2 separate regions of the Homo sapiens genome follow, and region 2 is linked to region 1. The links are chromatin loops, found by intact Hi-C in ENCODE. Cell type or tissue: dorsolateral prefrontal cortex. All regions are shown on one strand. Links, peaks and the distances in the headings refer to the core of each region. The heading gives the core; the rest is flanking DNA. Region 1 holds the start of MYH11 (myosin heavy chain 11). Region 2 overlaps LOC107984869 (a long non-coding RNA gene).

Evidence for each region. A loop is a pair of places that touch in the nucleus more often than their neighbours do. Peaks named below come from ENCODE experiments on the same cell type or tissue, not always from the same donor. Only the 100,000 strongest peaks of a DNase experiment are listed, where the experiment ranks them.
Region 2: it touches region 1 in a loop (2.4-fold over the local background); 3 of 110 quality-filtered maps call a loop at or near these places.

Annotation. Positions count from the first base shown.
Region 1 is chr16:15,845,665-15,862,142 of GRCh38, forward strand. MYH11 (myosin heavy chain 11) reads right to left here and starts at 11,364. Exons shown (of 41, transcript NM_002474.3): 1 at 11,277-11,364. RefSeq lists an enhancer at 12,410-12,911. In dorsolateral prefrontal cortex, for the core only: no CTCF peak of the experiment used is centred there; a DNase peak (open chromatin) is centred at 12,557; H3K4me3 peaks cover 2,084 bases; H3K27ac peaks cover 974 bases; H3K27me3 peaks cover 3,967 bases.
Region 2 is chr16:15,917,459-15,933,936 of GRCh38, forward strand. The region is part of intron 1 of LOC107984869 (a long non-coding RNA gene); the gene reads right to left. It also overlaps the pseudogene RPL15P20. Among named protein-coding and RNA genes, the nearest start is that of ABCC1, 24 kb to the right of the region's middle. RefSeq lists an enhancer at 7,128-7,629. In dorsolateral prefrontal cortex, for the core only: no CTCF peak of the experiment used is centred there; no DNase peak of the experiment used is centred there.

The DNA of each region.
Region 1 (16,478 bases), core at 8,479-16,478:
TCTTGTTTCTTAAGGTGTCGCAGCAGATCGTGTGTGTGTGTGTGAGAGAGAGAGAGAGAAAAAGAAGGAGAGAGAGAGAGAGAAACTGGAGGATGCGTAAGAGAAATGGGAGGGTGTGAAGATGAAGTAAGATTGATCACAAGTAGGCCGAGTGTGATGGCTCATGCCTATAATCCCAGAACTTTGGGAGGCTGAGGTGGGAGGATAACTTGAGGTCAGGAGTTTGAGACCAGCTTGGCCAACATTGTGAAACCCTGTCTCTACTAAAAATACAAAAATTAAAAATTAGCCAGGATTGGTGGTACGTGCCTGTAGCCCCAGCTACTTGGGAGGCTGAGTCAGGAGAATCACTTGAACCCGGGAGGTGGAGGTTGCCGTAAGCCGACATCATACCACTACACTCCAGCCTTGGCGACAGAGTCAGCCTCCATCTCAAAAAAAAAGAAGTGTCAGAGCTGGGACCCAAACCTGGGTCTCATTCTGGAGTCTATTTGGTTCTGCCTTTCACATAAGGTGGGTGGGCTTGTCAGATGCCCATAAAGGAATCAATCCTGTAAGGCACCTGGCACAGTACCTGACACATTACAAACACCCAAAATAGGACTCGAATCAGGTGAAGTAAACTACAGCTCCACACCACAAAAAAGGACATCTCACAACACATCCTTGAGCAAAAGAAGGTGGTCACAAAAAGCACAGGTTCTGTGACTATTGAACTGAGGTCCAAAACCAGGCAGAATTAATCTACGGTGATAGAACTCAGATAAGGAATGAATGAGTCTCCGGTGTGCAATGATTGCAAGGACAGAACGTGAGGGGGGCTTGTGAGGGTTGACCTCTAGATCTTCATCTGAATGCCAGCCCTATGAGTGTTCACTTTCTGAAAATTCATCAAACTGTTGGGCCAGGTGACATGGCTCACGCCTGTAATCCCAGCACTTTGAGAAGCCAAGATGGGAGGACCACTTGAGCCCAGGAGTTTGAGACCAGCCTGGCCAACACAGCAAGACCCATCTCTAAGAAAAAATGTTTTTTAATTACCTGTGTGGAAGACTGAGGTAGGAGGATAACCTGAGCCCAGGAGGCTGAGACCGGCCTGGTCAACATGGTGAAACCTTGTCTCTAGCAAACATACAAAAATTAACCGGTTGTGATAGTGTGCACCTGCAGTCCCAGCTACTCAGGAGGCTGAGGTGGGAGGATCACTTAAGCTCAGGAGGTCGGGGATGCAGTGAGCCATGATCATGCCACTGCACTGCAGCCTGGGTGACAGAGTGAGACCCCCATCTATAAAAAATATATCCTCTTGAAAATTCATCAAGCTGCACACTTTTTTGCACATCAAGCGTACTTTTTTGGTTGTAAAGTACACTTCATTTTCCTTCCCTCTTATCTTTAATTGTGGTAAAATACAGCTAACATTCACCACCTCGGCCACTTAAACACAGTTCAGTAGCATTAAGTATATTGATATTCTTGTGCAATAATGAAGAGTTTGTGCAGATGGTAGCCAATTACATCCCAAGAGGGCTAGGAGAGTGTTTCATTTGTTCTAAGCACTATGACAAGTAAAGTGGACTTCTTTTTTTTTTTTTTTTTTTTCTGAGACAGGGTCTTGCTCTGTCGCCCAGGCTGGAGTGCAGTGGCATGACCTCAGCTCACGGCAACCTCCGCCTCCCAGGCTCAAGTGATCCTCCCACCCCAGCCTCCCAAATAGTTGGGACCACAGGCACCTGCCACCATGCCCAGCTATTTTCCTGTATTCTTTGTAGAGACGGGGTTTCACCATGTTGTCCAGGCTGAGGTCTTGAACTCCTGACCTCAAGTGATCTGCCTGCCTCGGTCTCCCAAAGTGCTGGGATTACAGGCATGAGCCGCTGTGCCCAGCCCTAAGTGGGCTCTTCCTAATTGCCATGTGGATGAGTTGCCTTAAAAGTCAGAAAAAATAGCAAAAGCTACAACAGAAAAATAAAAGGACACGCACGCCTCCATTGCCTGGGACCCTGTCTAACCTCAGACTTAAAAACACAAACAAGATCAAGTGCAAAGATTCAGTCTCTGTACAAAAAAGGAGAGCTTGGAGCAGGCTGGATTCCCTCTGGCTTTGATGTCTCTGACAGTTACGACGTGCAAAATCTGCTTTGGTCAAAAGACAGCAAGATGGGGGATGAGAAGCTTCGACTCATGCTAGAATGGTGTTTTCCATAGCATGCCCCTTGGAACCCTAATTCCCTGAAATATCTGGGCTGGGGTGGAGCTGCGGAGGTTGAGAAGCTCTTCAAACAGTGGCGCAGTCAAGGTCAAATCCATCTGGAAGGTGCTACATATTCCCCTTTCCCTCATTGAGACACAAAACACACAACAGGACACTTGAGTCTCTGGCAGATCCGGAAACCTGAAAGCTGTTTTGCTCCTACGAGCCTTGGGTCCCCAAAACAACATTTAGCCACAGATTTGCCAAATGTTTTGAGAATGTTTTCCTAAAAATTTGCCAAATTTTTGAGAAAATTCAGTGAGCCTGACAAATTAATAATACTAATACTAGTAATAATAGTTGCTAAGTCTTTTTTTTTTTTTTTTTTTTTTGACACAGAGTCTCGCTCTGTTACCCAGGCTGGAGTGCAGTGACGCAATCTCAGCTCACTGCAACCTCCACGTTTCTGGGTTCAAGTGATTCTCGTGCCTCAGCCTCCCAAGTAGCTGGGACTACAGGCATGCGCTACCATGCCTGGCTAATTTTTGTATTTTTAGTAGAGATGAGGTTTCACCATATTGGCCAGGCTGGTCTTGAACTCCAGGCCTCAAGCAATCCTCCCACCTTGGCCCCCCAAAGTGCTGGGATTACAGGCGTGAGCCACCGCAGCTGGCCACAAACTCTGCACTGTGACTCTTGGGCTGCGTCATTCTGTGTCGTGAGGGGAGCTCTTCCGTGCATTGTGGGATGTTCCGCAGCATCCCTGGTCTCTGCCCACCTGATGCCAGTAGCACCCCTTCCTCCACTCATGACAATCAAAAATGTCTCCAGACACTGCTAGATGTCCCCTGGGGTGGCAAAACTGCTTCCAGTTGAGAACCACAGCTTTAGAATAAAAACAAGGGCTGTCTTGGGAAAGGCAGTTAAAGCTGAGAGCAGCTCTCACTTAGTCAAACTCAACTCGGAATACCAACTGCAGAAGATCAGACGGGGGCAAGGTGAACACACTGGACCAGAGACGGACCGCCAGTTGGCCCAACCCCAGGGACACTCTTCATCTACCTTGATGCACCTTCCCAACCCTCCCTCCTCCACCATCGCTCATGTTTAAGGTCCTGCATCAGCTCCAAGGGCTGAAAGGACATCTCTGAAATTACTACCCAGAACTGCTGACCACGAAGTACAGTTCACTCATCAAGAGCTGCTCTCAATGTTTTTGGTTGGGGGAAGGGTCTCACTATATGCCCAGGGTGGAGTGCAGTGGTGCAATCATAGCTTACTGCAGGCTCAAACTCATGGGCTCAAGGGATCCTCCCACCTCAGGTGTGGGCCACTATGCCCGGCTTATTTTTTGTAGAGATGGGGGTCTTGCTATTTTGCCTAGGCTGGTCTCAAACTCCTGATCTCAAATGATCCTCCTGCCTTGGCTTCCCAAAGCTCTAGGATGACAGGCGTGAGTCACCTCGTCCAACTTTCTCGAATGTTTGGATGAAAACAAATGACTCTGTCACCTTTGGCATTAGCGATGTTTGACACATCTGAGTGTGTCAGCCTTGTTTACAGTCCTGTCCTGACCAACAACTGCTTCATTCTTTTTTTTTGAGACAGGGTCTGGCTCTGTTGCCCAGGCTAGAGTGAAGTGGCGCGATCTCTGCTTTCTGCAAACTCTGCCTCCCAGGCTCAAGCCATTCTCCCACCTCAGCCTCCCAAGTAGCTGGGATCACAGGCACGCACCAGAACACCCAGCTAATTTTTTAATTCTTGCATTTTTTTGTAGAGACAGGGGTCTCACTTTGTGGCCCAGGCTGGTCTCAAACTCCTGAGCTCAAGCGATCTGCCTGCCTCAGCCTCCCAAAGTGCTAGGATTACAAGCATGAGCCACCGCGCCCAGGCTGCTTCATTTTTTGAGCACAAACAAGCTAATCATTAGCCTCTGGAAGACCTTAGGATGTCAAGTAACGAGTCTCAGCTTTGCCCCAAACCTGCTGGGTGACTCTGGACAAGTCACTTGCCCTCTCTGGGCCTTGTATTTTTCATTTAGGGAAAATAAATCAATGGTAGGCTGGCCCAGCTCTACCATTTTATGGGACCCGTCTGTGACTCCCAGTCAAAGGGCTGAAACTGGACCAACTGAGAATGTCAGGTTGCTTTAGTTTGTTTTACCATCAGTTTCATTTTTCCCAGAAGAACTCAGGGGCAAAAGATCTTGCCCTCTCTGCTTCAGCATTAATAAAAAGTAAATTAGGCCGGGCATGGTGGCTGATGCCTGTAATCCCAGTACTTCGGGAGGCCGAGGCAGGCGGATAACCTGAGGTCAGTAGTTCAAGACCAGCCTGGCCAACATGGTGAAACCCCGTCTCTACTAAAAATACAAAAAATAGCCAGGTGTGGTGGTGGGCGCCTGTAATACCAGCTACTCAGGAGGCTGAGGAAGGAGAATCGCTTGAACCCAGGAGGTGGAGGGTGCAGTGAGCTGAGATCCCATCACTGCACTCCAGCCTGGGCGACAAGAGCAAAACTCTGTCTTGAAAATAAATAAATAAATAGTAAATTAAATATCCCAGAGCCCAGAGAGTATAGGATTTGCACATCACCTCACCTGGTCAACAGCTTCCCTCAGGATTTTACTGCCAAGCCATTGGCTAAAGATTTTGGACCAGAGACAAAAACCCAAATGTTTTTGGAGATCAGGTAAGTAATACAGAGTGACCCAGACCAGATGTTAGAGTATTGCTTATATTCTAAATACCATGCAGGGTTCAGCACTGTGGCTCACGTCTGTAATCCCAACACTGGGAGGCCAAGGCAGGCAGTTCGCTTGAGCTTAGGAGTTTGACACCAGCCTGCGCAACATGGTGAAACCCCATCTCTACAGAAAATACAAAAATTAGCCAGGCATGGCAGCACATGCCGGTAGTCCCAGCTACTCGGGAGGCTGAGGTGGGAAGATCGCTTGAGCCTGGGAGGTAGAGGTTGCAGTGAGCCAAGATCATGCCACTGCACTCTAGCCTGGGTGACAGAGTGAGACTCCATCTCAAAAAGAAAAAAAAGAAAAAAGAAAAATTGCTCATATTCTAAATGTCATAAAGGGCTGGATACAGTGGTTCACACCTGTAATCCAAGAACTATGGGAGGCCAAGCCAAGAGGATTGCTTGAATTAGGAGCTCTAGACTAGCCTGGGCAGCACAGTGAGATCCCATCTCTATTTCAAATAAACGAATGAATGAATGCCACACAGGCAAAACAGAAGTTCTCTGAACCTGATCTGCAACACAATTCGCCAGCTGGAAGGACCTCTGCAGTGGAAATCCTCGCTCAAGGCCTGGTCCAGGTGTAGGGAGGCATCAAATGTGTCGCAGGGAGAGGCACTGGGCACTCTAAATGCACCTGCTTGGCAGGTCCCCAGTAGTACCAAAAAGGCAGTTTAGATCTATTATTCATAACAGCCACTGTATTTATTGGGCCCCTTGTATTCATCAGGTATCAGGCCAGACAGCTTCCTATATAGACCATCTCACTGTCTCCTAAGCGCTCTGTAAGGTGGCATCACCTGCTATTGCTATTTTCCTGCTAAGATGACCGAGGTCCTGGAAGGTAAATGCAAGACCCCCACTTGTAAAATTTGGAGTCAGGAGTACAATCCAGAATCTAATCCTAGTTTTCTGCTAAGAGTAAATGGACACCCGATTAATTCTTAGCAGAAAGTCCCTTTCTTGCCCCTGACCCTACTCCACCATTTCTACCCTCCCCTCACCATTCACATCCCCCCACCTCCCAAGGGCTTGTTCCCAAGAAAGCCCTACTTCACTTTTACAGGAAAAAAAGTGAATGGTGAACCTGTCACATTCTTATTGCCTTGTGACATCTGCCTAATCATCTGAATACCAATGGTTTCAAGTAACTCCAGAAAGAAGTTCTCTTAATGCATAACACTATTTTTTCCTCCCAACCAAGAGAACTTGGTTGGCAAGAGTTACGGTAGCCCCTGTGAAGGATGCTTCTGGAAGCGAGCAAGAACTGATTATTTCTGGCCCTAAAAGCCCCACTGTGTTTTATATTTTACAATTCTGGCATACCACAGCTTAAAATAAATGTATAGTCTCCTATGTCAGGGGTCCCCAACCCTTGTGCTGCAGTATCAGTCAATGGCCTGTTAGGAACCAGGCCACATAGCAGGAGGGGACGGTGGGTGAGTGACCATCACTGCCTAAGCTCCGCCTCCTGTCAGATAAGCAGCATTAGATTTTCACAGAAGCACAAACCCTATTGCCAACTCCACCTGCAAGGGATCTAGGTTGTACGTTCCTTATGAGAATCTAACCAATGCCTGATGATGAGGTGGGACAGTTTCATCCCAAAACCATCCTCCCCACTCCACCCTGGAAAATATTGTCTTCCACGAAACCAGTCTCTGGTGCCAAGAGGATGGGGACTGCTGTCATATGTGACTGCAACAAGTTGCAATTTGCAATGCCTTTTTTTTTTTTTTTTTGAGACCGAGTCTCACTCTTTGCCCAGGCTGGAGTGCAGTGGTGTGATCTCGGCTCAATGCAACCTCTGCCTCTGAGGCTCAAGCGATTCTCGTGCCTCAGCCTCCCGAGTAGCTGGGATTACAGGTGCCCACGACCATGCCCAGATAATTTTTGTATTTTTAGTAGAGATAGGGTTTAGCAGAGACCATGTTGGCCAGGCTGGTCTTGAACTCCTGACCTCAGGTGACCCACCTGCTGCGGCCTCCCAAAGTGCTGGGATTACAGGCGTGAGCCACTGCACCTGGTCTGCAATGTCTTTAGCCAGTCATTTGCAATATCTATTAATTTTAGATACGCATGCCCTTTAACTCAGCAAGCGCATTTCTGGGAATTTATCCTACAGATAAATTCATATAATTAGACAAAAAGTCCAAGGATGAAAGAGTGGCATTATCTATTATTCCCATTTTCCTGCTAAGCCTATCGGGGTCTTGAAAGGTAAATGCAAGGCCCTCCCTTGCAAAAGTTGGGGAACCAGGATTAGAATCCCGATCTGTTTGAAGCCTAATTTACTCAGAGATGGCATTAGCGATGTTTGACACATCTGAATATGTCAGCCCTATTCACAGTCCTGTCCTAACAACTCACTGCTTCATCCCTTGAGCACAAACAAGCTATTCATTAGCCTGTGGAAGATCCTTAGGTCTTCGAGTTACAAGTCTCAGCTCTGCCCAAAACTCGCTGGGTGATGCTAGGCAAGTCACTTGCCCTCTCTGGGCCTTGTATTTTTCAGCCTGGTACAGTAAAGTTCTATGCCCCTCACCTTTTTTTTGAGACAGAGTCTCACTCTGTTGCCCAGGCTAGAGAACAGTGATGCAATCAGGGCCCACGGCAGCCTTGAACTCCTGGGCTCAAGCAATCCTCCTGCCTCACTCAACCTCCTGAATAACTAGGACTACAGATGCATGCCACCATGCCCAGCTCATTTTAAAAATTTTTTTGTAGAGATGGTGCCTCGCTATGTTGCCCACTCTGGTCTCAAACTCCTGACTTCAAGCCATCCCCCCACCTCAGCCTCCCAAATTGCTGGGATTACAGGTATGACCTGCCATACCTGGCCTCTATGGCCCTTTCCTAGCAACTTTGATGAGGTTGTTCCTCCTTAGCCCCTGAAACCCTGATACAAGTCACAGATGTCCGACCTCCCCTTTCAGCCACTGTGAGCAGCTTCTTCCTCTGTCCTTGGATCACATACAAGGTTTCTTTCAAATTCTTGCCTGCCTTTCTCTAAATTCAGTCTTTCCTCCATTGTGTGGCCAGGGTTAAAAGTTGAAAGGTCAGGAGTGGAAGGAGAAGACCTAGAGAGCAAAAAGGCCATCCCTTAAAGTATGCCATCAAGACCCTAAATAAGCCAGGCGCGGTGGCTCACGCCTGTAATCTGAGCACTTTGGGAGACCAAGCCAGGCGAATCACTTGAGGTCAGCGGTTCGAGACCAGCCTGGCCAATATGGTGAAACCCCATCTCTACTAAAAATACAAAAAATTAGCCAGGCATGGTGGTGGGCGCCTATAAACCCAGCTACTCTCTACTCAGGAGGCTGAGGCTGGAGAAGTGCCTGAACCTAGGAGGCGGAGGTTGCAGTGAGCCAAGATCGCACCACTGCACTCCAGCCTGGGCGACAGAGCAAGACTCTGTCTCAAAAACAAACAAACAAAACCCTAAACAAATGTAATTGGAATTTGTAACATTCCCAATCCAGGTAAGGAATGGTAGCTTAATATATTAAAGATTCTAATCACCACTTTCAGCCCAAATAGAAACGAGGTTTATGAGATCAAAGGGAAGAAAATTAAGAGAAGCTTCTCCTTTAACGGCCACATAGTTTAGGCTTCCCGGTTCTGCCAAAGATGAGCCATGCCATACTGAGCAAACATCTTGAACTCTCTGGTTGTGTTTGCTATAAATAACCATCACTGAAGCTTACCAGGGGCCAGGCACTGTGCTAAACCCTTCATACACATTAGCTCATCAAATCCTCCCATGAGGGTAATCTGTGAAACTCTGGAGTTAGAAAGACCTAGATTTGTAGAATCTTCTTTTCCTTACTGGTTAGCTGAGCTATCTTAAGCAAGTTATTCAGACTCCATATGTGTAAAATAAAGCCAGTTAGAATAACAGTATCTACTCTAAAGGGTTGTTATGAAGACGTAAGATAATGTCCACAAAGCGTTTAGCATCTCGCCAGGCAAAAGTGCCCAAAAAACATGAGTTATTCTCATTAGCCCCATTTCCCGGATGAGAAAGTGAGGTTTGGGGAGGTGCGGGAGATGATTTTTAAATTTGCTTATGGCCTTCTATGATTCTACTGGATTGAATATTGAACTTGGTTTTCAAGAAAAATCTACTATATATCTGCTCTTGGAATTACACGCTTGTGCCTAACGTGGAAGACCCACCTGTTTGGATTCAAGACCTGTGGAAAGGAGACAATTCCCTCCCACCCCCCACCCAAAAAAATCAAACCTCTGAATAAGAGGGGGTAGGAAAAAAGAATCCCACTTTCCTCCCAAATCTCTTCTCCTTAGGGTTTCTCCACTAGTTCTTCAATGGGTGAGGGACATGGTAGACAAATCCCCAGGGCCAGGACCAACCGGGCTGCGGTGCAAGGCTGGGTAACTGACGAGGGGGCCGGGGATGGCCTCATGGAAAACGCTTCCATAAATGGGCATGTTTGCCTCAATCTCTGCCCTCCCACGGAAAAGTAATGATAACAAATCCATAACAGATACCTTGTACGGAATAACACATCTATTTCGGACATGATAATAAAAAAACATGGTGTTTACAAGGCAAGCCTGGCGGCTTCTCGGAAAAGACCCAGCTAGTTCACGTTCTGGACTCTCGGCATGGCAGCCCACCTAGGGTCACTGGTTTCAGCTAGGTCACCCCCTCAATCAGGGGACAAACAGTGCCTTTTATTTTAAATGTGCAAAAAGTCAGTTTATGTTTTCTTCAAAGGACACGGTGATAAACATTTACTTTGTTGGAAGCATTTAGTCCCACCAGAAACCTGACCCCAACAAGTTTGTGTCCATGGTAAAGAAGAAAGATAGTGGGGTCAAGGGTATGAACTTGGACTCAAACTGACCCGGGAATGGGTTCTACCACTTGCTGGCTGTGTGACACTTTACCTCTCTGAGCCTCAGCTGCCTTGTATACTAAACAGGCATCATAAAGCCTTTCTTATGAAGTTGTTGCAAAGATTAAATGAGATAAATTAAGTTAAATGTTGCAACAGCATGTGGCACTGAAGTGTTCCATCAACGGTAGCTATCTCAAAGGGAAAACATCAATTTCCTTCAAACAAAATTCTCTATCTTATTTCACACCCTGCCACCTAATGACTTTCAGTTCAGCGTCAAGTTCCGTCTCTGAACAATTCTAAAATAGTATCGTTGAGTAAATCAAAGAAACAAAAAACTATGCAAAGCAGTTTATTAATAGCCTGCATTCTTTTTGCCAAACCCCGGACGGACAGTTCACCATTTAATCTCTCAGTTCTTCATACTGCAACTAAACACTCCCACCTTGGGTTTCTAAATATTTTCTTTTACTTCTTGACAAGCATGGCTTTGGATGGTACCTTTTCTCAAGTGGCAAAATCCCTACCAGACCCTGTGCTGGAAGAAAACTTACAACAGGCAGTAGCCACACTTTCTCTCGTTTTACCCATTTGGTTGGGCACGAGAGTGGCATTGACACAGGTGGCTCTGCGGGAAATTCTAGTGTAATCTTACCTAACGCACCTGCAGATCGTGGAAGCAAATGGAGACTTTGGAGCCCACCTGGGTATCTGGGGGCCCTTTGGGGTCAACCTGGGTGAGTTGTTTTTTTTTTTTTTAATTTGGAGAAGAGGAAAAAGTGGGCTGTAACAAACTAGATCACAACCAGCCTTATCTCCCAGGGGTTCTCAACATAGAAGAACCTCCCCTAAACTGATTAAAAAAAAAAAACAACAACACTCCTTTCTGCTAAGCCTATGCCCATGTGTTTTTAACTGATTTAATGCATTATCAACACAACTGTGCAATACGGTCAAATCCACAAGGAGCCTCACTTTGCCCTTCTGTGTGATAGCAAGTGACTTTTCAGTGAAGTTCAGCTGTAAATTTTTTGGTGCCTAGAATAAAAGTGAGATGCCTTGATTGTCTGCACCGGACCTCTGAGATTTCCAAGGGAGCATATCTCCTGGATTAGCCTCTTAACAAGAATCACTCGGGACTAATTTTTTTTTTTTTAAGGCAGTTTTTCTGGGGATTCTAGAGTTGGGAAATGGAGTTGGGTCCAGGCATTGATATCGTTAATAAGCACCCCCAAAATGGTACTTCTCACTGGCAATCTTAAGAAATGCTGTTTGGGGAAAGTCTAGGATAATCTAAGACGATAAGGCAGAGAGAGATCCAAATCACAACTCTGCCCCCACCATGGCCCTTACGAGGTTGACAACAGGGACCCCTAAGTGCACCCCAGCCCCTATAGAATACCCTATAGGACTTTTAACACCCCCCTGCCCTGCAATCTGCCCCCAGAATGACAACTACTACTTACAGATCTCCAACTGGGGGGACTAGTGGAGAGGAAACTGGATGGCGAGCTCGGATCTGACGCACCTCCCAGGCCGGAGCGTCCAAATCTCCCTGCGCGTCCTCGGACGCCTCTCTTTATAGACCCGGAGCTGCCCGCGGCTGGGAAAGGGGAGGAGGCCGAAGGGGTGGAGTTGGGGAGGGTCCCTCGCGGCCCCCTCGCCGCGCCCCCTGCAGGGCGCACCCCCGGCGGGAGCGCAAGGAGCTGGGGCGCTCGGGACAAGGGTGCACGGAACAGGTGCGCACCGCACAAGGGCGCACGGAACAGGTGCGCACAGGGACGGGAGTCTCAGCCCCGGCCCCAGGCGGTCGCAGACGCTCCGGATCCCTAGAGAAAGGGGGTCGAGCAGGCAGTGTCTGTGCGGGATGCTTGAGAACGTCTTCCCTGAGTCGGTTCCGGCCGCAAAGGCTTTAACCTCTTCCTCCCCGTGTCGGGGCTGTGGTGGATCTGACTTGACATCTCCCACCCCACTTCCCATTTTATTGGCATCGCACTGTCTGGAAAGAGGGCCGGCTGTGCAGCGTGAAGGGTAGGGAAAGGGGATTTCTTGAACTTTGCAAAGTGCAAGACAGGAGGCCCCCACCCTTGCTGGGAACCGTGCAGGAAGGGGAAGTTTTTACTTTTCCCAACTTGCCATCTCCACCTCCACCCACATCACCACGACCAAAATACAAATAAAAATTAAAAATAAGCCCACTGTGATTATTTCAGCTGTCCCCCTCCCCTGTGCGCCACTCGCCAGCTGCGTGACCTTGGGCAAGTCACTTCACTTCTCTGAGACTTGGTGTCCATAGCTACAAAATGGGGGAAGGCGGTGGCGGTGATAATTACGTTATTTACAAGATGCAAGTGTCAAGATCCAAGGAGAAAGTGGGTGTGCCCCCAGAGTCTGCGAGTTCCCTTCAACAACTTCCCTTCCCCAAGGATTCCTCGCCTAAAATTGCATTCCCTGTCTCTCTCCATCACAGGCTCTCTCGCTCTGTCTCTGCCACTGTCTCTGCATGTCTGTCACTCTGATCATTGCTGTCTCTCGCTCTATCTTTTGTCTCTGTCCCTCTCGCTTCTCTAGATCTGTCGATGTATCTGTCTCTCCCTCCTGTCTCACTTTGTCTCTGGTCTCTGTGTCTCTTGCTCTCCATCTCTCCCGCGTGTCTCACTCCTATCTCTGCGCTTTCTCTCTCTCTCTTCCCCAGGCTCTCCGTCTTCTCCCCGTCCCTCCCTCCCCGCTCCTGTCCACGCACGCACACACAGGCCATAAAAGGAAGTCGAGGCGGTGGGCTGGCCCCGCGCCAGGCCGGGGACCCGCGGGCAGCCCGGGCGCTCCGCTCCCCGCGCGGCACCAGCTCCTCCGAGGTTCCCGGGCCGGGCCGGGCCGGGCCGGTCCCCCTCCCCGGGAGCGGCGGGAGCGGCGGGCGGGAGACAACCCAAAAAGGGCAGGCGCGGACTCCTTCCTGCAGGAATTCCCAGCGCCGCATACCAGCTCTGGGCTGCCGGCTCCCCCTGACTAAATATGGTGCCGAGTGGCCTTCCTGCTCCCCGGCGTCGGGGGAGGGGGCCCTTCACGCAGCCACCGGCCGCCGTTGCCCCGCGGGGCTAGATGGGGACCCCTCTGCTTGGGGAAGGCCCGGAAGGGGGCAGCCCCCAGTCCCACGTGGGTTTCTGCTGCTTCAGGCTAGAGGATTTGGAGAGAGGGTTAAAGTTGGGCAGACCCCTCCTGGGTTCTGTACTTGACGCAGGCCCTTAGTCTACAACCACTCCTCTTGCAACCAGGTGGAGGGGCTGGGGGCCGGGGGTGCGGGGGGTGGCTTTATTAATACCCCCATTTTGCAGGTGAGAAAATTGAGTCCCTGCAGGGGTAAAGGGATTTGACCAAGCTCTCACTGGGACAGTCATTGATTGGTGCTGGCACTGGAACCTTTCTGATGACACCATTCACTTCCAGAGAGGAGACATTAAAGGGAAATGCCCAGGCAAACTGGCCTTGAGGCCCAGGGCGTGTATCTGAGAGTAGATGTCTGGCTTTGAATCTGCCAGTGCTGCTTTCTACCTATATGACCATGGGCAAGTAACTTTGCCTCTCCATGCCTCAATTTCCCTACCTGTAAGATGGGAAGAACATCAGCTACTTCCTGGCCTTTTTGTAAGCAGTCCTTGAGATGATCCATGTAAAATGAACATGGTGCACCGCTTCATGTGAGCTGCTGTTACTCGCAACAAACATGAAACCAACTAGAGTTGCACCAGGCCTCCGGGATATAAAGAGAGGCCTCTTCCCCTGCAGGCTCCCAGGCCCATCTGGAGAGCTCTGCATCTCAGACCCTTTTGGGTCCTTCTTCATCCTTCCAACATCAAGCTTACCTGGTTTTCACCCTGGAAACTCCTGAGCCTGGCCCTCACCCTGCAATGGGCCTAGATCAGAGAGTCAAGAACAGCCTGCATTTAGCTGGCTGGGGAAGTGAGGGGTAAAGCTCTGCGGAAAATGATGAATGAGCTGCTCCGCACAGGCTTTTAACATCTACGCTGTAAAAGGAGTGGAAATCGTCCCTGCATCAGCACAGAAATGATGTGGAGCAGAGAAGTAACGGAAGGGGGAAAATTGAAGTCAATCATCCGCTTCCCATCCTGGAAAGGGAAGGCCATCGGAATCTAGCTTGCTGGCCTCGAAGTAAAAACTGGCATTAATACTAGAGGCATGAACACTGTATTTCCAAAGGGTTCCATTCGATTCTTTAAATAACTTGTTGGTAACTTTTAAAAGAGAATAATTATAATGTGATTAACAACTGGAGACTGTAACACTCAATTTTACTTCATTCTCTCACCTACCCCTTATATAACAACCCTTTATTAAAAATTAAAGTAGGCAGCCGGGCACGGTGGCTCTTGCCTGTAATCCCAGCACTTTGGGAGGCCAAAGTAGGCGGATCACTTGAAGTCAGAAGTTCAAGACCAGCCTAGCCAACATGGTGAAACCCCCATTTCTACTAAAAATATAAAAATTAGCTGGGCATGGTGGTGCACACCTGTGGTCCCAGCTACTTGGGAGGCTGAGGCAGGATAATTGCTTGAACCCAGGAGGCAGAGGTTGCAGTGAGCTGAGATTGTGTCACTGCACTCCAGCCTGGGAGCCTGGATGACAGAGCAAGACTCCAACTCAAAAAAAAAAAAAAAAAGCAAAACTAAAGTGGCCAAGGCCAGGCATGGTGGCTCACAACTGTAATCCTAGCACTTTGGGAGGCCAAAGCAGGAGGATTGCTTGAGCTCAGGAGTTTGAGACCAGCCTGGGCAACATAGCAAGACCCTGTCTCTACAAAAAATAAAAAGTTAGCCATGTGTGGTGGTGGGTACCTGTAATCCCAGCTCCTTGGGAGGCTGAGGTGGGAAGATCACTTGAGCCTGGGAGGCAGAGGTTGCAGTGAGCTGAGACTCTGTCACTGTACTCCAGCCTGGGTGGCAGAGTGAGACCCTGTCTTGAAAAAAAAAATTTTTTTTAAGTAGCCAGCCTGGGCAACATGGTGAGATGCAATCTCAATAAATAAATAAATAATAAATAGCAGCTGGGCGTAGTGTAGCCTGAAGTTCCAGCTACTAGGGAGGCTGAGGTAGGAGGATCTCTTGAGCTTGGAAGGTTGAGACTACAGTGAACTATGATTGCACCACTGCACTCTAGCCTGGGCGACAGAGCAAGATGTTGTCTCTAAAAAATAAGGTACATACTTTAATTCCCTCCCTACCCCCATTTTATTGTTGAGAATCTAGGTTTGGAGGGGTTAAATAACACAGCAGTGGTGGAACAGGAATTCCAACCCCAGTCTTTCTGACACAGGCCATAGTAGACAGCAGTCTGAGGTTTTAAACCCAGATCTCTTAAGCACCAACCAAGCACCTTTGGGATTGTCAGTAAACCTCTCTGAGCGCATTTTCTCAAGGAAAAACAAAGATGATCAGATTCTTTGCCTCAAGTACCTTTCTGATTGTTAAATATGACAGCACATGTGAAGGCCTTTATGAACCATCTCCGACCTCTCTAGTACCCTCTGGAAGCAGGCAGGGACAGTATGTTCACTTAAGAGTCATTCAATAGATATGTGTCCAATGCATGAAGTTCCGATGTTTGAATCTTCAGAAGTGCATTGTTATCATTCGATCAGATGCCTCTGTTTCATTTCTCATGGCTCAAAAGGTCAGTTCTTTTAAGATGGAGGAGGCAATAGTCTCTTTTTAAAATGTCACTTTGACTGAGTGCTGTCAAGTAATTTTCCTTGGCATATCTTTTTCTGTGACCGGCTGTTTAATGGGAGTTTCCACGAATCCATGAAACAAGACAGCCAAGGGGAAATTTCTCTCTTATAGTCTTTTTTTGCTGTTGGCTTAAAAAAGCCCCAAAGTGGCTGGGCATGCCTGTAATCCTAGCACTTTGAGAGGCTGCAGCGGAAGGATCGCTTGAGCCCAGGAGTTCAAGAACAGCCTAGGTAACATAGCAAGATCCCTGTCTCTACAAAATAATAATAATAATAATAATAATAATAATAATAATAATAATAATAATTAGTCGAGCACAGCAGTGTGTGCCTGTAGTCCCAACTAGAGAGTGAAGTAGGAGGATTGTTTGAGCCCCAGAGTTTGAGGCTGCAGTGAACTGTGATCGTACCAGTGCACTCCAGCCTGGGCAACAGAGCAAGACCCTGTCTCAAAAAAACAAAACAAAACAAAACCATGAAGTGTGATCCCCTCCAATTTTTAGTAACATCGAAGATTGGGTCTGAGCATGGCTTACTCCTGCATGTGCCTCAAGATTTAATATTTTTTGGCCGGGCACAGTGGCTCACACCTGTAATCCCAGCACTTTGGGAGGCCAAGGTGGAGGGAACACTTGAGGTCAGGAGTTCGAGACCAGCCTGGCCAACATGGTAAAACCCTATCACTACTAAAAATACAAAAACTAGTCGGGTGTGGTTGTGCACGCCTGTAGTCCCAGCTACTTGGGAGGCTGAGACAGGAGAATCCCTTGAACCTGGGAGGTGGAGGTTGCAGTGAGCCAAGATCACACCATTGCACTCTAGCCTAGGCTAGAGAGAGAGGCTCCATCTCAAAAAAAAAAAAAAGAAGATTTAATAATTTTAAAGTGTTATCAGCCTTGATCTACTTGACTCATATAGAGTCAGG
Region 2 (16,478 bases), core at 3,451-11,450, 67 kb after region 1:
CAAGATGGCCAAATAGGAGCAGCTCCGGTCTGTAGCTCCCAGCGAGATCAACACAGAAGACAGGTGATTTCTGCATTTCCAACTGAGGTACCTGGTTCATCTCACTGGGACTGGTTGGACAGTGGGTGCAGCCCACAGAGGTGAGCTGAAGCAGGGCAGGGTGTCGCCTTTCCCAGGAAGTGCAAGGGTTCAGGGGATTTCCCTTTCCTAGGCAAGGGAAGCCGTGACAGACTGCACCTGGAGGAACGGTACACTTCCATCCAAATACTGTGCTTTTCCCACGGTCTTAGCAACTGGCAGACCAGGAGATTCTCTCCCGTTCCTGGCTCGGCAGGTCGCACGCCCACAGAGCCTTGGTCACTGCTAGCGAAGCAGTCCAAGATCAACCTGTGATGCTGCAGCCTGGTCAGCAACTATCATCAGACTGAACAGGCAATCTACAGATTGGGAGAAAACTTTTGCAATCTGCCCATTTGACAAAGGGCTAGTATTCAGAATCTACAAAGAACTTAAACAAATTTACAAGAAAAAAACAAACAACCCCATCAAAAAGTGGGCAAAGGATATGAACAGACACTTCTCAAAAGAAGACATTTATGCAGCCAACAGACACATGAAAAAATGCTCATCATCACTGGTCATCAGAGAAATGCAAATCAAAACCACAATGAGATACCATCTCACGCCAGTTCGAACGGTGATCATTAAAAAGTGAGGAAACGACAGATGCTGGAGAGGGTGTGGAGAAATAGGAATGCTTTTACACTGTTGGTGGGAGTGTAAATTAGTTCAACCATTCTGCTTAATAGCCACACACTGTGTGGCTATTCCTCAAGGATCTAGAACCAGAAATACCATTTGACCCAGCAATCCCTTCACTGGGTATATACCCAAAGGATTATAAATCATGCTACTATAAAGACACATACACACATATGTTTATTGTGCCACTATTCACAATAGCAAAGACTTGGAGCCACCCAAATGTCCATTAATGATAGACTGGATTAAGAGAATGTGGCACATCTACACCACGGAATACTATGCAGCCATAAAAAAGGATGAGTTCATGTCCTTTGCAAGGACATGGATGCAGCTGGAAACCGTCATTCTTAGCAAACTATCACAAGGTCAGAAAACCAACCACCACATGTTTCACTCATAGGTGGGAATTGAACAATGAAAACACATGGACACAGGGCAGGGAACTTCACATATTGGGGCCTGTTGGGGGTAGTGGGGGCGGGGAGGGAGAGCATTAGGACAAATACCTAATGTAAATGTCGAGTTGATGGGTGCAGCAAACCAACATAGCACATGTATACCTATGTTACAAACCTGCACGTCGTGCAACGTCGTGCAAATGTATTGTAGAAGTTAAAGTATAATAAAAAAAGAAAAAAAATCCATTCATATATCAATAAAAAATAGATCAATCAATCAATAAAACATTAAAGTGCAATGTCGACAAGAGGTGGTAAAAGCAGGCATCCTTGTGTTGTTCCTGGTCTTTGTGGGGAAATCTTTAAATTTGTAAGCCTTTCACTGTTGCATATGGTGTAAGTCTCTTCCTTTCTTTCTTTCTCCTTCCTTCCTTCTTTCCTTCCTTCCTTCCTTCCTTCTTTCTCTCTTCCTTCTTTTTCTTTCTTTCTATAAATAGAAACAGCAGGCCGGGCACGCTGGCTCAGCCTGTAATCCCAGCACTTTGGGAGGCCGAGGCAGGCGGATCACGAGGTCAGGAGATAGAGACCATCCTGGTTAACACAGTGAAACTCCATCTCTACTAAAATACAAAAAAAAAATTAGCCGGGCGTGGTGGTGGGCGCCTGTAGTCCCAGATACTCGGGAGGCTGAGGCAGGAGAATGGCCTGAACCCAGGAGGTGGAGCTTGCAGTGAGACGAGATCATGCCACCGCACTCCAGCCTGAGCGACAGAGCGAGACTCCGTCTCAAAAAATAAATAAATAAAAATAAATAAATAAATAGAGCCAGCGTCTCACTATGTTGCCCAGGCTGGTCTCAAACTTCTAGGCTCAAGCAATCTTCCCAAAGTACTGGGGTTACAGGAGTGAGTCACCTTGCCTGGCCTGGTGTAAGTTTTTTATATATGCCCTTTATCCTGTTGAAGAAGTTCTCTTCTGGTCTTTATTATTTCAGTATTCTTTGTTGTTGTTGTTGTTGTTTTGTTTTGTTTTGTTTTAAATCCTGAAAAGGTGTTGGGTTTTGTCAAAGGCTGTTTTCTACATTATCCCTTAATTCTATTAATGTTGTGAATAACATTTATTTATTTATTTATTTATTTATTTACTTATTTTGAGATGGAGACTCACTCAGTCTCCCAGGCTGGAGTGCAGTGGCATGATCTCGGCTCACTGCAACCTCCATCTCCTGGGTTCAAGCAATTTTCCTACCTCAGCCTCCCTAACACCTGGCATTACAGGCGTGTGTCACCACGCCCAGCTAATTTATTTTTATTTTTTGTATTTTTAGTAGAGACGGGGTTTCACCGTGTTGGCCAGGCTGATCTTGAACTCTTTACCTCAAATGGTCCACCTGCCTCGGTCTGCCAAAAGTGCTGGGAATACAGGCGTGCACTACCGTGCCTGGCTGAGTTTTTTCTTTTTTGAGACAGGGTCTCACTTTGTCACCCAGGGTGGGGTGCAGTGGCACAAACATGGTTCACCGCAGCCTCAACCTCCCCAGCTCAAGTGATTCTCTCACCTCAGCATGCCAAGTAGCTGGGACTACAGTTGTGAGCCACTGCGCCCTGCCCTGATTTTCTTATAATGAATCACCCTTACATTCTTGGGATAAGTCTCATCTGTTAACACATATGTATAATATGTTTCTATGCTGCTGGATTTGATTTGCTAGTATTTTCTTTAGGATTTCTGCATCTATATTTATAAGGGACATTGGTCTATAGTTTCCTTTTCCTGTAATGTCATTGTGTGGCTTTGGTATCAGGGTAATGCTGGCCTCATAGAGTGGGTCAGAAATGTTGCCTCCTCTTCTAGTTTTGGGAAGATTTTAATAAGAATTGGCCTTAATTATTCAAATACCTGGTAGAATTCACCAATGGAGCCATCGGGTCCTGAGCTTTTCCTTACGGAACTTTAAAAAATTGTTACCAATTCCATCTCTTTCCTTGTTATAGATCTATTCCGACTTCCTAGTTTTTCTTGGGTTAGTCTTGGTAATTTGTGTGTTTCTAGAAATTTGTACATTTCTTCCAGGTGTATTCAATTAATTGACATGTCATTGTTTATAGTATTCTCTTATAATCTTTTATTTTTGTAAGGGTTGTAGTAATCTTTGGTTCCTGATTTTAGTGGTTTGGGCCATCTCCATTCTTCTTCTGGGGGCATCAGTATTTCCAAAAGTTTAGCAATTTTGCTGATTTGTTAAAGAACCAGTTTTTGGTTTTGTTGACTCTATTGCTTTTATAGAATACTATATTTTATTTATCTTCACTGTAATTTTTATTGTTTTTTTGCTGCTGCTTGCTTTCGGCATAGTTTGATCTTTTTCTAATCCCATAAGGTGGAAGAATGTATTATTTATTTGAGATCTGTCTTTCTTTTTTTGCTTGAGACAAGGTCTTGCTCTGTTGTCCAAGCTGGAGTGTAGTGGTGCAATCATGGCTCACTGCAGCCTCAAACTCCTGGGCTCAAGTGATCCTCCTGCCTCAGCCTCCCAAGTAGCTGAGATCACAGGCATGTGCCACGATGCCTGGCTAGATTTTTTATTTGTATTTTTCATACAGATAGGGTCTCGCTATATTACTGAGGCTGGTCTCAAACTCCTGGCCTCAAGTGTTCATTTTTTTTTTTTTTTTTTTGAGATGGAGTTTCACTCTTGTTGCCTAGGCTGGAGTGCAATGGCACGATCTCAGCTCACCACAACCTTCGCCTCATGGGTTCGAGTGATCCACCTGCCTCAGCCTCCTAGGTAGCAAGGACTACAGGCATGTGCCACCATGCCCAGCTAATTTTGTCTTTTTAGTGGAGATGGGGTTTCTCCATGTTGGTCAGGCTGGTCTTGAACTCCTGACCTCAGGTGATCCACCCGCCTCAGCCTCCCAAAGTGCTGGGATTACAGGCGTGAGCCACTGCGCCCACCCTCTTTCATTTTTGATGTAGGTGACTACAGCTATAAATTTCCCTCTGAGCATTGTCTTTGCTGCATCTCATAAGTTTTGGTAAGTTGTACTGCTTTTTCATTCATCTCAAAATATTTAAAAATTTTTTTATGATGTCTTATTTTACTCATTGTTTATGTTAATTTCTACATAATCGTATATTTGTGAATCTAAAAATTTTCTTTCTCTTGTTGATTTCTAGTTTTATTCTGTTGTGGTTGAAGAAATTACTTTTTTTTTTTTTTTTTGGCAGGGTCTCACTCTGTCGCCCAGGCTGGAGTGCAATGGCCTGATCTCAGCTCACTGCAACCTCCGCCTCCCGGGTTCAAGCAATTCTCCTGCCTCAGTCTCCCAAGTAGCTGGGATTATAGGCACCCGCCACCACACCCAGCTACTTTTTGTATTTTTAATAGATATGCGGTTTCACCATGTTGGCCAGGCTGGTCTCAAACTCCTGACCTCAGGTGATCCGCCTGCCTCGGCCTCCCAAAGTGCTGGGATTACAGGTGTGAGCCACCGCACCCGGCCAAAAGTACTTTGTATGATTTCAACTTTTTTTTTTTTTTTTTTTTTTTTGAGACAGGGTCTCTCTCTGTCGCTCAGTCTGGAGTACAGTGGCGTGATCTCAGCTCACTGCAACCTCCACCTCCTGGGTTCAAGCAATCCTCCTGCCTCAGCCTCCTGAGTAGCTGGAATTACAGGTGCCCACAACCATGCCCAGCAAATTATTGTACTTTTAGTAGAGATGGGGTTTCACTGTGTTGGCCAGGGTGGTCTCGAACTCCCGACCTCAAGGGACCCACCTGCCTTGGCCTCCCAAAGTGTTGGGATTACAGGCGTGAGCCACCGCGCCCAGCCGATAACTCAAAAATTTTCAAGAGGCAAAGACTTATTTTTTAACAGATGTGAGACTCAGTGTTTTAAACAAGACCCAATAAAGACAGTATGAGGCTAACTGAATCTGTCCCTCCTGCAAAGAAACATTTTTTTACTGTTTTTTAATATTACATGAAAATTTTGTTTAAAAAACTAAATTTTACCTTTGTATGTAAAATTGTTCCTTTAGTAGTTTTAATTACATATATTATAATGTTAACTCTTAGGCAGTCTCCGCCTCTCGGGTTCAAGCAATTCTCTTGCCTCAGCCTCCCGAGTACCTCAGACTACAGGTGTGCACCACCATGCATGCCCAGCTAATTTCTGTATTTTTAGTAGAGACAGGGTTTCGCCATGTTGGCCAGGCTGGTCTCAAACTGCTGACATCAGGTGATCTGTCCGCCTTGGCCTCCCAAAGTGCTGGGATTACAGGCGTGAGCCACTGCATCCAGCCATTACTGACTTTTATTTTTAATGAAAAACTAAGGAGGTAGGCAATTTTAATTATGTACCAGGTACAGAGTCTAGGACAGTAATAATATATGTCAATAATATATGATGCTTTTTAGGATAGGCAGGGGACATGGTTAATTCTACACATCCCCAGGCCTTATCTACAATCTAAGGGCTTTAAAATAGACAAGTCCAACAATTATTTAAAATATTATAGAAGGGCCAGGCATGGTGCCTCATGCTTATAATTCTAGCACTTTGGGAGCAGAGGCTGGTGGACGCCTTGAACCTAGGAGTTAGAGACCAGCCTGGCCAACATGGTAAAACTCGATCTCCACTAAAAATACACAAGTGAGCTAGACATGGTGGTACGTGCTTATAGTCCCAACTACTTGGAAGGCTGAGGTGGAAGGATCACCTGAGCCCAGGGAGGTTGAGGCTGCAGTGAGCATGCCACTGTACTCCAGCCTGGGCAACAGAGTGAGTCCCAGTCTAAGAAAAAAATTTATAAAAGTAGTTTAGGACCTGAAAGGTCTTAGTAAAGACAATACCAGACTTGTCTAATTTACACCAAATGTTCACATTCTGAAGATGTTTTTATTTTACTAATAATTGAAAAACTGTCTTTATTTACTAAAGATTATTAAAGTCATGTGAACTAAAAGATACTTAAAGTTTTTATTTTTTGATGAAATATTCAATTTAAGTGGTTAAGTCAACTGATTAGAGCTTTTAAAAATATATTTCAGTAGTGAAATATTATATATTCATGGCACATATAAACATAGACATAACAGACAGAAGTAGATCTTATAGACTTGTAAGACTTTCTGTCAATTTTAAAATTTTTATTAATTAATTAATTTATTAGAGACAAGGTCTCACTCTGTCACCCAGACTGGAATGCAATGGTATAATCATAGCTCACTGTAGCCTCAAATTCCTGGGCTTAACTGATCCTCTCGCTTCAGCCTCCTGAGTTGCTGGGACTACAGGCATGCACCACCATGCCCAGATAATTTTAAAAATTTTTTATAGAGATGGTGTCTCACTTTGTTGCCCAGGCAGGACTTGAACTCCTGGCCTCAAGTGATCCTCATACCTCAGCCTCCCAAAGTGTTGGAATTACAGGCTTAAGCCACCACATCTGGCTGGTTTTAATTATTAAACAATAACAAAAAAATTCATTTTCTAAAAAAAAGAGTACTGTGGCCTCTATACAAAAATAAAGAAAAACAATTTAGCATAGTGAAAACAAGATAGAGTCAATAATATTAAATTTGTATTTTTGAGACAGAGTCTCACTCTGTTGCCCAGGCTTGAGTGCAGTGGCTTGATCTCAGCTCACTGCAGCCTCTGCCCCCCTGGTTCAAGCAATTCTAGTGCCTCAGCCTCCGGAGTAGCTGGGACTACAGGCTTGCACCAACATGCTTGGCTTATTTTTCTATTTTTAGTAGAGACAGGGTTTCACCATGTTGGCCAGGTTGGTCTTGAACCCCTGACCTCAAGTGATCTGCCCGCCTCAGCCTCCCAAAGTGTTGAGATTACAGGCGTGAGCCACCGCGCCCAGTCAATTATGTTAAATTACCCTTATTACTATGATTTTTATAAAAGTGGTTTCAAGCATATAAAGAATGTTTGTTATTACTATTATGTATTATTTTCTTTATCATGATACTTCAGTCAAAAGGAACTGCTTAGGACAGCTTGAATATGTCCCATAGTTACAGCCTGCAAGCCTTTTTCTTTGCTGTGCCATGTGCCTAAGACACCATCCTTCGTTTGTGTGTGTCAAAACCCCACCAGTCTGTCCTCTTAATCCCAACACCAATGTCCTGGGTGCCAATAAAGGCTTTCCTCACCTCCAAATTGAGATTTTATTGACCTCTCTTGGGGTGCTTATACTGGCTTTGGGTTGAAATCTATTTTTTCTCCTCTCCCTTGAAGAAGCACGTCTCTTTGCTTAAGGGAACGTAGAAGCCACAGCAGATCCTAGCAGATATCTGTTACCCTGAAGAAGAGGTCAGGGCCCAGGCACGGTGGCTCATGCCTGTAATCCCAGCATTTGGGGAGGTCGAGGTGGGCGGATCGCTTGAGCCCAGGAGTTCGAGCCCAGCTTGGGCAATATGGCAAGACACCGCCCCCCGACTCTACAAAAAATACAAAAATTAGCCAGGCGTGGTGGTGAGTGCCTGTAGTACCAGCTACTTGAAAGGCTGAGTTGGGAGAATCAGCTGAGCCCAGGAAGTTGAAGCTGCAGTGAGCCGTGATCGCACCACTGCACTCCAGCCTGTGCAACGTGGCAAAACCAGAGTGGGGCCTTGTCTCATTTTAAAAAGTAATAAGAGACCGAGCACGGGAACTCAGGCCTGTAATCCCAGCACTTTGGGAGGCTGAGGCGGCCAGATCACTTGAGGCCAGAGAGTTGGAGACCAGCCTGGCCAACATGGGAAAACCCTGTCTCTACTAAAGATACAGAAATTAGCCGGGTGTGGTGGCAGGCACCTGTAATTGCAGCTACTGGGAGGCTGAGGCAGGAGAATCGCTTGAATCTGGGAGGCGGAGGTTGCAATGAGCAGAGATCGAGTCACTGCACTCCAGCCTGGGCCGCAGAGCAAGACCCTGTCTCAAAAATAAATAAATAAATAAATAATTTAATAAATAAGAAGAAAGGGTCAGGGCCATTTTTAAAAGGCACTAGATAAGGCCTGGTTGCAATCAGGGAGTGCGGGCAACTGATTTCTTTGAAGCCTCCTCTTGTTCTGTTTCCGTGACATTGACAGGGACCAGCTCCCATGGTTCAGGAGCTGCTGAGGGTTAACATCCTGTCCCAGGAGGGATCTGACCACACCAATGGCTTTATCGTTGCCTAATTGGGGAGGCCCTGTGGGGGATGTTTCAAGGACTGAGAGTGCAGAGGAGCCTCCCGCATGCAGTTACGCTGATGGAAACACAATGGGTGGATTGCCACAGGGGCCCGCAGGCTCGCTGGCAAACAGAGCGCACAGGTGGAAACCTTCCCCGCTGACCAGATACTTTGTTTCCTTTCTGGGGAGGCAGATAAAACAGTTACCATAACCCAAACCCTGCCCACTCTTCATTTGCAAACTGCAATGCTCTTAGACATCTTCCTTAGGTAAGCGCTTTGAGAGCTCCTGTTCATTTCAGGACTAAAATGAACAATAATAGCGACCGTCCTTCAGAGCCTGCTGGATGCCAGGCACCTCACAAGTGTCTCCCAGTGCTGGGTGCAGTGATTCACACCTGTAATCCCAGCACTTTGGGAGGCTGAGGTGGGTGGATCGCTTGAGCTCAGGAGATCAAGACCAGCCTGGGCAATATAGTGAGAACTCTGCCTCTAAAACAAAGAAAAAGGAAAAAGTAACTCCTGGTGAATTTCCACCTTAGAACAAGAGTGGGAGGTGTCCTATTCATGATCTTTAATGCTTTGCTCAAATATCACCTTCTCTGTGAGGCCTACCCTGACCACTCTGCTTAAAATTGCAACCCTCCACCACCTCCACCCCGCATCGCAAGTTCTCGTCACAGCCTTTCTCACCTGCTACCCACTCCATGATTTACTTATTAAGTATGTTTGTTAGGCCGTGTGCAGTGGCTCATGCCTATAATCCCAGCACTTTGGGAGGCTGAAGCAGGTGGATTACCTGAGGTCAGGAGTTCAATACCAGCCTGGCCAACGTGGCGAAACCCCATCTTTACAAAAATACAAAAAAGTTAGCCAGGTGTGGTGGTGCGTGCCTGTAGCCCAGCTACTCGGGAGGCTGAGGCAGGGGATTTGCTTGAACCTGGGAGGGAAGGTTGTAGTGAGCTGAGATTGCACCATCGTACTCCAGCCTGGGCGGTAGAGCAAGACTCTGTTTCAAAAAAAAAAAAGTATTGCTAAGTCAAAAAGTATAAACAGTCTAATTTTTTTTTTTTGAGACAAAGTCTCGCTCTGTTGCCCAGGCTAGAATGCAATGGCACGGTTTCGGCTCATTGCAACCTCTGCCTCCTGGGTTCAAGCGATTCTCCTGCCTCAGCCTCCCGAGTAGCTGGGATTACAGGCATATACCACCATGCCCAGCTAACTTTTTGTATTTTTAGTATAGATAGGGTTTCACCATATTGGCCAGGCTGGTCTCGAACTTCTGACCTCGTGATCCGCCCGCCTTGGCCTCCCAAATTGCTGGGACTACAGGCAAGAACCACCGTGCCCTGCCTGAAGAGTCGAAATTTTTTTTTTTTTAAACAGTTTCACTCTGTCGCCCAGGCTGGAATGCAATGGCACATTCTCAGCCCACTACAACCTCCGCCTCCCAGGTTGTAGCCATTCTCCTGCCTCAAGCCTCCCAAGTAGCTGGGATTATAGGCACCCACCACTATGCCTGGCTACATTTTGTAGTTTTTTTTTTTTTCTTTTTGAGACGGAGTTTTGCTCTTGCTTCCCAGGCTGTAGTGCAATGGCGCCATCTCTGCTCACCACAACCTCCGCTTCCCAGATTCAGGTAATCCTCCTGCCTCAGCCTCCCGAATAGCTGGGATTACAGGTATGCGCCACCACGCCCAGCTAATTTTGTGTTTTTAGTAGAGATGGGGTTTCTCCATGTTGGTCAGGCTGAACAACCGACCTCAGGTGATCTGCCCGCCTCAGCCTCCCAAAGTGCTGGAATTACAGGTGTGAGCCACCACGCCTGGGTCTACTTTTTGTAGTTTTTAGTAGAGACAGAGTTTCACCATGTTGGTCAGGCTGGTCTCGAACTCCTGACCTTAGTCGATCTGCCCGCCTCAGCCTCCCAAAGTACTGGGATCACAGGCGTGAGCCACTGCGCCCGGCCCAAATAGTCTAAATTTTAATAAATACTGCCAAATAACACTTTCAAAAGAGTATCCATTCATACTCCCACCAATGGTACATAAAAAGTCTCAATAACAATTGGTAAAATTGGTTTGGTGGGGAATTCAACTCTACACTGCTGAGCTGCTGCTATTTGCAACCATAGAATCTTTTTTTTTTTTTTCTTCTGAGACAGAGTCTCGCTTTGTCACCGAGACTGGAGTGCAATGGCGCTATCAAGGCTCACTGCAACCCTTGCTTCCCGGCTTTAAGTGATCCTCCTGCCTCAGCTTCCCGACTAGCTGGGATTACAGGAGTACGCCACCATGCCCAGCTAATTTTGTATTTTTAGTAGAGACAGGGTTTCACCATGTTGGCCAGGATGGTCTCGAATTCCCGACCTCAGGTGATCTGCCCGCCTTGGCTTCCCAAAGTGCTGGGATTACAGGCGTGAGCCACCGTGCTGGGCCCTGCAAACATAGAATCTTAGAGTTGAAAGGGACATAAAAATCCATCGAATTCTTGTCCAACTCCCCTCCCAAGGCAGCAATCCCCTGCAATACAGCCTTGTTTACAACGCTGTTGTCTGTGACTGGGGTCAAACTCCACATCTTTGATCTTAAGAATAAACCACCACTGACAGTGGGCTTATCACATCCAGTAAGTTTGTTATATCACTGGGCCAAAATCTACTTTCCTGGTGGGGCCCGGTGGCTCACGCCTGTGATCCCAGGACTTTGGGAGGCTGAGTAGGGTGGATCACCTAAGGTCAGGAGCCAGAGACCAGCCTGGCCAACATTGCGAAACCCCATCTCTACTATAAATACAAAAACTAGCTGGGTGTGGTAGTGCATGCCTGTAGTCCCAGCTACTCGGAAGGCTGAGGCAGGAGAATCACTTGAACCCAGGAGGCGGAGGTTGCAGTGAGTGGCGATCACTGCACTGCACTCCAGTCTGGGTAACAGAGCGAGACACACACACACGCACACGCACACGCACACGCGCGCGCGCACACACACACACACACCCTACCTTTCCTGCAACACACCCCACCTATCCTAGCTCAGCTCTGGGAAGTAACACAAAAGAGCTAATCCTTTTCCACATGACAGCCCTTAAAATATTTGAAGACTGTATCACATTTCCCCAGAGCCTTCTTTTTGTGGGGTACAACTTCCCAGTTGTGACCAAACACGTCCCTTCCATAGGAAAGTGCTGACTGGAGTCTCTTCAGCTGAGTGGCCCAGCATAAGAGCTTTAGAGTCACTAGGCTTGGGTTCAAGGCCATGTTCCCACCCCTTCCAGCCACCTGACCTGGGCTAAATCACTTCTCAGACTAGTTTCCTCCCTTGGATAAACTGCATAGCAATAATACCCATGTCATAGGGTTGCTGGTTTGGCCACATTATGATTTTTTTTCTTTTTGAGACAGAGTTTTGCTCTTATTGCCCAGGCTGGAGTACAGTGGCACAGTCTTGGTTCACTACAACCTCCGCCTCCTGGGTTCAACTGATTTTTCCTGCTTCAGCCTCCCGAGTAGCTGGGATTACAGGCACCTGCCACCATGCCCAGCTAATTTTTTGTATTTTTAGTAGAGTCGGGGTTTCACCATGTTGGCCAGGCTGGTCTCGAACTCCTGACCTCAGGTGGTCCACCCGCCTTGGTCTCCCAAAGTGCTGGGATTACAAGTGTGCGCCACTGCTGGCCTTTTTTTTTTTTTTTTTTTTTTTTTTTTTTGAGACAGAGTCTTACTCTGTCACCCAGGCTGAAGTGCAGTGGCATGATCTCGGCTCACTGCAACCTCCGCTTCCCAGGTTCAGGTGATTCTCTTGCCTCAGCCTCCTGGTAGCTAGGACTACAGACACCCGGCACCACACTCAGTCACATGGATTTTTTTGGTGGGTTCCTTCCTCCATAAGAAAAAAAGTGTTTTAAATCATATTTTATGACTGTGTTAGTATAAGGATGAATATAACAAGGCCTGGTGCAGTGGCTCATGCCTGAAATCCCAGCACTTTGGGAGGCCAAAGTGGGAGAATTACTTCATCCCAAGAGTTCAAGAACAGCCTGGGCAACATGGCAAGACCCTTTCTCTACAAAAAATAAAAAATATAAAAATTAGCCGGAAGTGGTGGCATGTACCTGTGGTCCCAGCTCCTCGGGAGGCTGAGGTGGGAAGACTGCCTGAGCCCAGGGGGTCAAGGCTGCAGTGAGCCATGATTGTGCCACTGCACTCCAGCCTGGGCGCCAGAGCTCCTGCTCAAAAATACCAAAAACTAAAAACTAAAAATAATATATATATGTAATAAAGGCAGGGTTATGTTTATTTTTTCTTCTGATTTTAAAAGAAGTAAAACATTTTCATGGGGCCCTAAAAGTATTGTGGGCCTTAGGCATCATGCCTTCTGTAAGTTCATAGGCCCTGGCTGCTGGAAGGAGTAAAAAAGAAAAAACATGCCAAATATGTAAAGTGCTTAGCGCAGCACTGGGCCTGGCTCTTTGTAACTTAATAAATGGTGATCAAAAATTAAAAAGTGCAATGCAGGCCGGGTGCAGTGGCTCACGCTTGTAATCCCAGCACTTTGGGAGGCCAGGTGTGCGGATCACGAGGTCAGGGGTTTGAGACCAGCCTGGCCAACATGGTGAAACCCTGTCTGTACTAAAAAACACAAAATTAACCAGGCATGGTGGCACACACCTGTAATCCCAGCTACTTGGAAGGCTGAGGCAGGAGAATTGCTTGAACCTGGGAGGTGGAGGTTGCGGTGAGTCGAGATCACACCATTGCATTCCAGCCTGGGCAACAAGAGTGAAACTCCGTCTCAAAAAAAAAAAAAAAAAAAGTTGGGGGTGTAGTGCAGAGAACAGAGTGTAACCCTGGAGAACTCTGCAGAGCTTTCCTTTTTTTTTTTTTTTTTTGAGACGGAGTCTCGCTCTGTCGCCTAGGCTAGCACAATCTCGACTCACTGAAACCTCTGCCTCCCGGGTTCAAGTGATTCTCCTGCCTCACCCTCCTGAGTAGCGGGGATTACAGGTGCATGCCACCATGCCCGGCTAATTTTTTGTATTTTTAGTAGAGACATGGTTTCACCATATTGGCCAGGCTGCTCTTGAACTCCTGACCTCAGTTGATCTGCCCACCTTGACCTCCCAAAATGGTGGGATTACAGGCATGGGCCACCACACCTGGCCTGCAGAACTTTCTTTATTGGCATGCATTGGGACTTGCAGACTCAGCTTCAGCTGAATGTAAGGAACAGTTCCTGGGTCCATGTTTTCTCACTGTGTTCACAGAGTCTTGCAAGAGATTCTGCAAAAAGACACACAGTCTATGGCATTTATCTTGAGACGAGAGAAAGTATACATTTAAGGACATGTGCGTGAAGAATTCTGGAAGGATAAAGAAGATATTAATTTATAGCCATTACCTATTGAGAAGGAAGGATTGGGAATATTGTGAATAGGTCCAGGAGTGGGAGAGAGACTTTCCACTGTATGCCTACTGATAGTTTTGATGTGTAAACAATGATAATAGAGTGCTGATTCAAAAATGTTAATAATTTTTTTTTTTTTTTTTTTTGTGATGGAGTCTCACTCTATCACCCATGCTGGAGTGCAGTGGCGCAATCTCAGCTCACTTCAACATCTGCCTCCCGGGTTCAAGCGGTTCTCCTGCCTCCACCTCCTGAGTAGCTGGAATAACACTTGTGCACCACCACACCCAGCTAATTTTTGTATTTTTAGTAGAGACAGGGTTTCGCCACGTTGGCCAGGCTGGTCTCGAACTCCTGACCTCCGGTGATCTGCCAGCCTCGGCCTCCCAAAGTGCTGGGATTACAGGCTTGAGCCACTGCACCTGGCTCAAAAATCTTAGTAATTTTTTTGACTGTCCTAAATTGTTTATTAGGTATGAGTTTTACAAACTTTACTTATATTAGTGGTAACAGTGGAGATTGAGAGTATTGCGCCTTCTCCAAGCTGCCCGGCAAGAACCACCAATAGTGTGGTGGAACTTACGGCCCTTTCCAAGGCCATGGCTCTTTTGGCCTGCACATGCCAGCCCACGCATCTCCTTGTGCTTGTGGACTGGTTTGGTGATCCACTGGGTGTCAGGATTTCTTCCAATAGCTTTATGGAATGGATCAATGAGGATAACCTCAAAAAATTTGTGTGTGGAATCTTCACCCATCCAGTAAGAATTCAGGACTCTTAGAGCCCCACAGTGGCGTCCAACTCACTCCTCTGCAATCAACTGTAGGCTTCAGTTAATACCATGATGGACAGGCTTGCCGTAAGTTGCACCCTTAGGAACTGAGCATTTTCGGCCATCACGGAGAATACGAATCCCGTAGATAACATAACCTTGCTTGATCTTGTAGCCCAGTTGGTGCACTTTATCGGGCCGGGTGGGGCGGGGAGCCCTGTGGAGAGCAGAGAGCTGGCGGTACTGCCAGCAGCGGACCCTCAGAAGAAAGCTCATGACATCAGACTGCTTCTTCCTCCACAGCTCGTGGATGTACTTGTATGCACCCATCTTGGCTTACCTGATTGCTGCCGCCAGACAGAAGGGCCAAAAATCTTAATAATTTTTATTTTGAAAAATATATGCATGTGGTTAGAAAAAACTTCAAACAGTTCAAAAGGGTGAAAAGCAACTCTCCCTCTTGTACCCAGGGAGTACCTGGTAAGATATAACATCTCATACAGGACTTACAGAACCTCTATAAAAACTATTAAAAAATTTTGTTGAGAGACAGTAAAGAAGACCTAAATAAATGGAGAGATATACATGTTCATTGATTGGAAGAGCCTAGATTTGAAGGCGCCAACTCTTGTATTGATTCATAGATCAAATTTAATCCCAATGAAAAGCTCAGCCTTTTTTTTTTTTTTTTTTTTTTTGCAGAACTTGACAATCTGATTCCAAAACTGATAGGGGAATAAAAGGGAGTCAAACTACCCAAGACACTCTTGGGAGGAAAAAACAAAACCAAAAATGAACTGTGGGCTGGGCGCAGTGGCTCACGCCTGTAATCCCAACACTTTGGGAGGCCGAGGCAGGTGGATCATCTGAGATCAGGAGTTTGAGACCAGCCTGGCCAACATGGTGAAACCCCGTCTCTAATAAAAATACAAAAATTAGCTGGGCATGGTGGTGGGTGCCTGTAGTCCCAGCTACTTGGGAGGCTGAGGGAAGAGAATCGCTTGAACCCAGGAGGCAATGGTTGCAGTGAGTCGAGATTGTGCCACTGCACTCCAGCCTGGCAACAGAGCGAGACTCCATCTCAAAGAAAAAAAAAAGCTAGACATCAAGTTAGGGAGAGGAAGACAAACCAGAACCCACATTCCTTTTTGACGCTGTTGTTTACTTTTCCATTATAGCCATTCTAGCACAATTAGAGTAATATCTTATTGTGGTCTGTTGAAATACTTTAGAGGAAGTTACACAGATCATGATAGATTACTTTAAATGCCATGCCATATATCTCTAAAAATACACGTTTATGTATTGGAAGACTCAATATTGTTAAGATGGCGATACTACTCCAAAGTGATCTATAGACTTGATGTAATCTCTATGAAAATCCCAATGTCCTTGTTTGCAGACCTGGAAAATTCAAACCTAAAATTCACATGGTATCGCACCCAACAGCCAATCTTGAAAAATGAGCAGAGTTGGAAGACTCACACTTGGTGACTTCAGAATTTACTACAAAGCAACAATAATCGAAAAGTTTGGTATTGGTAGGAAGATAGGCATATAGATTAGTGGAATAGAATCGAGAGTCTGGAAATAACCCATACATCTATGGTCAATTGTTTTGTTTTGTTTTGTTTTTTTGACAGAGTCTCACCCTGTCACCCAGGCTGGAGTGCAAAATTATCACACCTGTAAGTTCCGAAATTTTTTCTCTTATTATTTCATCTACAGCTTTTTTTCCTGTGTTTTGTCAGTTTTATTTTTCTGAAATGCTTATTATTTAGATGTGGGATCTTTTTGTGTGACCTTCTAATGTTCTCCATTTTCTCTGATCTCTGCAAGATTTCAGCAATTTCTTTCTTCTTCCCTTTTCTTTTTTTACTTCTTGCTTTCTTAATTTCTGAGAGCTCCTTTTTGTTCCCTGAATGTTTCTTTTAAAAGATATACTGGTCGGGTGCAGTGGCTTACACCCG